Regions from separate parts of the Mus musculus genome. Here region 1 is linked to region 2. A link is a contact called in ENCODE POLR2A ChIA-PET data. All regions are on one chromosome and are shown on one strand. The core of a region is the stretch at or near the end of the contact, and the rest is flanking DNA. Distances in the headings are between cores, read along the strand shown. Region 1 holds the start of Sf1 (splicing factor 1). Region 2 holds the start of Ehd1 (EH-domain containing 1).

Evidence for each region. ChIA-PET counts read pairs that join two places held with the same protein, here RNA polymerase II (POLR2A).
Region 1: POLR2A ChIA-PET joins it to region 2 with 44 read pairs in embryonic stem cell. The contact joins the promoter of Sf1 here to the promoter of Ehd1 in region 2. POLR2A ChIA-PET finds 5 or more read pairs at or near these places in 4 of 5 experiments (Patski and embryonic stem cell).

What each region holds. Positions count from the first base shown.
Region 1 is chr19:6,362,392-6,365,264 of GRCm38, forward strand. Sf1 (splicing factor 1) reads left to right here and starts at 1,299. Exons shown (of 13, transcript NM_001110791.1): 1 at 1,299-1,727. The coding sequence starts at 1,697. Gm14966 (predicted gene 14966) reads right to left here and starts at 1,319. Exons shown (of 3, transcript NR_168058.1): 1 at 1,216-1,319.
Region 2 is chr19:6,275,532-6,278,313 of GRCm38, forward strand. It overlaps Ehd1 (EH-domain containing 1), which reads left to right and starts at 1,365. Exons shown (of 5, transcript NM_010119.5): 1 at 1,365-1,847. The coding sequence starts at 1,444. It overlaps Gm14963 (predicted gene 14963), which reads right to left and starts at 1,047. Exons shown (of 2, transcript NR_168273.1): 1 at 762-1,047.

The DNA.
Region 1 (2,873 bases), core at 49-2,548, 87 kb after region 2:
CCCAGACATTTGCTCTTTCTCTGTTCTATGGCCATTTCCTCCCTACCTGTCATAGTCTGTTGACTTGTACCATCCACCATACTTGAGTTTCTTATCTTTGTAGTCTCTTTATTCCTAGATTACTCCAAACCTTCTGTTGTCTACATGTCTACTTTTCTACATCATTTTAAAAGATTACTTAGTCTTATGTATATGGGTGTTTTGTCTGCATATAAGTCTGTGCACCATATATATGCAGTGCCTGTGAGGCCAGAAGAGGGTTCTGATATCCTGGGACTGAAGTTACGGATGGTTGTGAGTCACCATTTAGGTTCTAGGAATCCAACCTGGGACTCTGGAAGAGTAGCCAGTGCCTGGTCTTATCTGCTATTTCTCTAGCCACTCTAATTACATATTAAACACTGTTTCCCCTACTGGGTCTAAATAACCTCTCTGTGAGAACCCTATCTATCCCCAGTTCTATTATGTTGTGCTAACCTGTTTCATTACTCTCATGTTTATTTCATGGGAAGGAATGTTTGGCCTCAGTCTCATTTACAAGTTCCCTACCATTTTTATGGGTAATTTTAAGGTACCCGAAACAAATTTCCAACGCATTGAGATTTCCCTGGAAGTGCACACTTTTAGACTAACTTTTGAAATGACTTTCTCTCCCCTCTCCAAGAAGGACTTGGAGCGCCTGACTTTTCCTTTACAAGAGTTAGTATGTGCCATTGAACCTGGATTTTTTGAGACAGATATACTGTACCCCAGGTTAGCCCCAAACTCATGTCAGCTCTCCTGTCTCAGCCTTTCAAGTTCTCGGGTGACAGGCTACTTGGCTACCTTGTACCGGAATGAAATAAAGTCTTTAAATACACCCACCAACTACCCTAGTTTTGAGCCATTTCGTAACACTATTTTTCAGAGAAAACAGGAAGTCTTTCTCTACTCTACCTGCAGCTTCGACGTATCCTGTTCGTCAGCTCGAGCCCGCCCCTTCGCCGCGGTCCCTAGTTACCTCTAGCACAATGACTAACGTCACTTAAGGCCTCCGTTCCGCCCCTCTGGGGAAGGGGGCGGGGACACGCGTGCCCTCCCTACGCATGCGCACCCCTGCTCTCCGCCTTGGTTCCGGCTTCTCCTCCCGGCTTTCTCCATTCTCGAGCGGCTGGCTCCTGGGGGAGGGGAATCGTTTCAGCCAATCGTGTGGCACTACGACGCCGAGGCGCTTACCTCCATCGGTTTCAGCCAATGAGCTAGCCGTTCTCTCACGTCACAGACTTTGCCCCCTCCTATTCCCCTGCCACTCTGGCCTCAGTCCGCGCAGTAACAAGGAGTGCGCGCTGCGACACCTCCCAGTTCCCCCGGCCCCGCCGCCATTTCGTCGCCGGGCCTAACGGTTCGGCCAATCCCGACCCATATTGAAAAGAGCCAGTGCTCCACCAATCGGAGGCCGCTGCCTCCGACCTCACCTCGGGCCGGCCCAATCCAGGCCGCGGCCCCTCCGCCCCGAGCCCGCCCCCGCGGCGTCCTTTCTCCTCCCTCTTTGTGCGTCTGGCGCCGCCGCCGCCCGCCGCGTGAGAGGACGGGCTCCCCGCGCTCTTCAGCCGCGTAGTCGGGTCCCCTCCCCCCCACCTCCAGCTCCCGGAAGGTTCGTGAAGGAGAAGTCGCCGCGGAGGACGAGGAACCGCTGCTGCCGGTCCCCTGGGGCGCCATGGCGACCGGAGCGAACGCCACGCCGCTGGGTAAGCTGGGCCTACCAGGCCTTTCCCCACTTCCTGGGCCCAGAGGCAGCTTCAAGCCCAGCCTATTGGCGCTCGGGACGCCGCTGCCGGGGGCCCTAACCACGGCCTTGTCCTTAGCGGCGGTGCCGTCACCGCCGCCGCCCCCGGCCTCGTACCCGCCATAGCAGCCGCCCCCGCGCCGCCGCCGCTCTTTTCAGCGAGGGTCGCCTCCGCGCCAGGACCAGCAGCCGGGCCAGCCCGGTGGCGGCGGAGGTGAGTCGGGCCGATAGAGCGCGAGAGTCGTCGGGCGAACCGAACCGGCCGACGGAGGGGCAACGCCACCGCGGTTGGACGCGGCGAGGACGCGCGCGCGCGCACGGGAGGCCCGGGCGGACGCGCCACGGGGAACGCGCGGCCTGGTTTGGGAGGCTTCGATTGCGCACGCGCACCGCGAGAACCAGAAGGGCGGGAGGAAGCGTTCTTCGCGCAGACGCAGTGAGGCGTTCAGGCTTTGTGGCGCAATTGTGGTAGTTTTGGAAGAAGCCACCTGTTGCCCCCTGAGCTCCTGCTATGGAGGACAGGAGAGTCAGGTCCACGGGACGACGTGGTGTGAGTGGCTCCCTTGATGGTTTTTAGCAGCCCCGTGGCAGGAGTGTCTCCTTTCACAGTGAGGCGAGTTCGGAAGGCTACTAGGGATGCTTGAGTTCGATCATTTATTAAAGGTTTTCTCCTTTTGTTTTCTAGAAGGTTCTCAGAGTGACCAGCTTTCCCCGTGCTGTTTTAAAAGGCTTTTTCTCTGGGCCTGTAATCTGAGAAGTAGAAAACCTTGTGTGGTAAATGTAGGGAAGAATGTAATAAATCAGAGTTCTGATGACAAGTGTCCACTGGTCAGGAAAACTGATCTTTCCACGAGTAAGAATGGTCATATTGAAGGATGGCATGTTTCCCACAGTAATGTGTAGCAAGAGATTTGTTGTGTACTCTTGTAGCTTGAGTTCCAATGCTTTGTGGGCCTCATTCCAGTTTCCTCTTTTCTGCCCTTTAAGGCATTCAGAATTGATAATATGTATCTGTACACTTCTGATTCTGGGTTTCTGTGCATTAAGTCTTGGAAGCAAGGGCATGATGGTTCATGCTTTTAATCCTAGCACTCTGGAGGCAGAGGAA
Region 2 (2,782 bases), core at 115-2,614:
CAAGGCTTTCAAGTTCCCATGATTTTCTGTTGGCTCTAGTGCTGTTGGGGATGGGCCCTACTGGCTTGTGCACGCTAAGCAAGTGCTTCTACCACTAAGCTATGAATTTAGCCTCATCGATAAATATTTTGTCTTTTTTTTTTTTTCTTTTAAGACAGCGTCTGTTGTCGAGGCTGGCCTCAAATCGATGGGTTCAAGTGATCCTCCAACCTTTCCAAACAGTTGAGACCACAACTGTGTGCTAAACAACTCCTCCGGTGCCTTTTAGACTTCTCCAATGGCCCTTAGATCCTCCTGCCACTTGGGTGACCTGATATTAGTTACCTAACAATCATAGTCCCCAAATCTCTGACATCACCCACTAGACACCAGCAGACACAGCCAAGGGGGCTTAGGTGTGGCCAGGTATGATGGTGGGGAACAGCTACCAACTGGAAACAGGTTGGGACTCAGAACGGAACAAGAGATGGTACTGGTGGTGTCCCTGACAGGAAAGCGGAAATTTTGGGGCTTTTAATTTCCCCTAAGTTCCCACAACATTTCATTGTTGCTCAACACTGCCCCTCTTCCTTACAAAGGGTATTTCCGATTTCACTTCCTCCAAACTCATCTAGCCAGAAAGCTGCAACTTTTTACCCCATTCCGCAGCTGGCACCGCCTTGGTGAAAACTCCCCGCTAGGTCACGTCAATTGTTTCCATTGCCGTGTCCCTCTCCCATCAGTCTGAGTGGAGTCCCAGCGCACTCTTCCTCCTTCCTTACCGATATTCCTCTTCCCGGTGTCCTGTACTCCCTCGGCTTTCCCTATTCCCGCTGTCCTGTCCCTCTCCAGAGTCGCTAAAAGACCAAAGGGTGAGGCTCCCGATGCTTTTGGGAGTTCCTAGCCAGCGGAAACACTGCAGTTGGGGAGCGCAGCTGAAGTACTTGGGGGTGTCCGGAAGCCCACACGTGCTAGATGGTGCTCAGACTTAGTACATCTCGACGCCAGACTCTGGCACCCGCGACCGCCACACTTCCACGAGCCATCCCTCGAGGGGCGGAGCAAAACAGGTGCGGTTGCCAAGGCACCGCAGCCACGAGCTCGCGATATTTGAAATCAGCTAATGGGAAGCAGAAGAGGACGTGGCACGCGAATGGGGCGGGGCCTGGAGGGCTCTTCCCCCGCCTCCTCTCGGGCCAGCCTCGAGGCGGCGGCCAGCGTGCGGGAACGCCGGGCTCCGGCTTATTATAAAGGGGCGGCTCGACGAGGTTCGCGCGACCCTCGGCAGAGGGCGCTGTCGTGGTCCTCACGCCGGCCCTCGAGCCTGCGCCTGCGCGGTGCGGGCAGCGCCCCGCCCCCTGCCCCTCTGCCCTCCGCCGGCCGGCCGGCCCCTCCTCGGCCGCGCGCCCCAGTCCCGCTCAGCCACCGCTCCGTCCTGTAGCAGCCAGCCCCGTCTCCGGCATCATGTTCAGCTGGGTGAGCAAGGATGCCCGCCGCAAGAAGGAGCCGGAGCTCTTCCAGACGGTGGCCGAGGGGCTGCGGCAGCTGTACGCGCAGAAGCTGCTGCCGCTGGAGGAGCACTATCGCTTCCACGAGTTCCACTCGCCCGCGCTGGAGGACGCTGACTTCGACAACAAGCCGATGGTGCTCCTGGTCGGCCAGTACAGCACCGGCAAGACCACCTTCATCCGCCACCTGATCGAGCAGGACTTCCCGGGGATGCGCATCGGGCCGGAGCCCACCACCGACTCCTTCATCGCGGTCATGCACGGCCCCACCGAGGGCGTGGTGCCCGGCAACGCGCTCGTCGTGGACCCGCGGCGCCCCTTCCGCAAGCTCAACGCCTTCGGCAACGCCTTCCTCAACAGGTACCCACCCCTTGCCCCCCAGCGCGAGGATACCAAAGGCCTCCGGAGCCATTGCCCCCAGCCGGCCTTTGTCTCCGAGAGCCCCCGCCAGACCCTAGGCGACCACTCCCAGGGACACCGGCTTTGCTGCGTCCCACTAACTACCCGAGAGAAGTTAGAGACTAGGCATCGTCCACTCTTCTGGCTTCTGTCATTCCCAGAACCTTCCAGGTTTTCAGTTTAACTCTCACATCCTCCTGCAGACCCCAGACCTACTTCCCACAGAGCGGGGGGCTGCTGTGAGAAGATGAACCATTGCTGTCCCCCCTTTCTTGTTCCTCATTCTGGAGGCACCCAGCTCATTCTCATGAATCCCCCTCCTCCTCTGGGGTCCGTTTTTAAAGTGTGTGTCCTGGGAAACCTCGAGACTTAGATGTTCCTTTTGCTAGTGTGTCACTCTCTGCGTCACATCTCCAGGGACCAGTGGTTTTGTGTAGGAAGGGCGCGGAGGCTATGCTTTGGTCTGCTGATTTGGGGGCAGCCCCCTTTGAAGGCAGGGGATGAAGGAGTCCCAACACCCCTCCTAAAAGCAGCACTTACGTGAATGCCAAACCAGCCAGGAGTACAGGAGACAACCCTGTCTCAAACACAACAAAACAAAAAAAGCTTAAGTCAGTGTTGCCTCAGGAGACTTCAGGGACTTCAGGGGGTGGTAACACTGTGGCTCCTGAAATGACCAGACCCATAGTCTAGGATAGATTGGATAGACTTCGTGTGTCTCCTGGAGTCTCAGCTTAACCAGTTCCCGGTGAGTTAGAGTCAGCCCCTCAGGATGCTATGAATGAATCACAGTGGCCTGCCTGAGGAGCTCTTAACACCCAGGATCTTTAAGGGCATTGGGGCATCCCAGACTCCTCCCACAGGAGGTATGACAGGACTCACAGACCCTGCCCTCT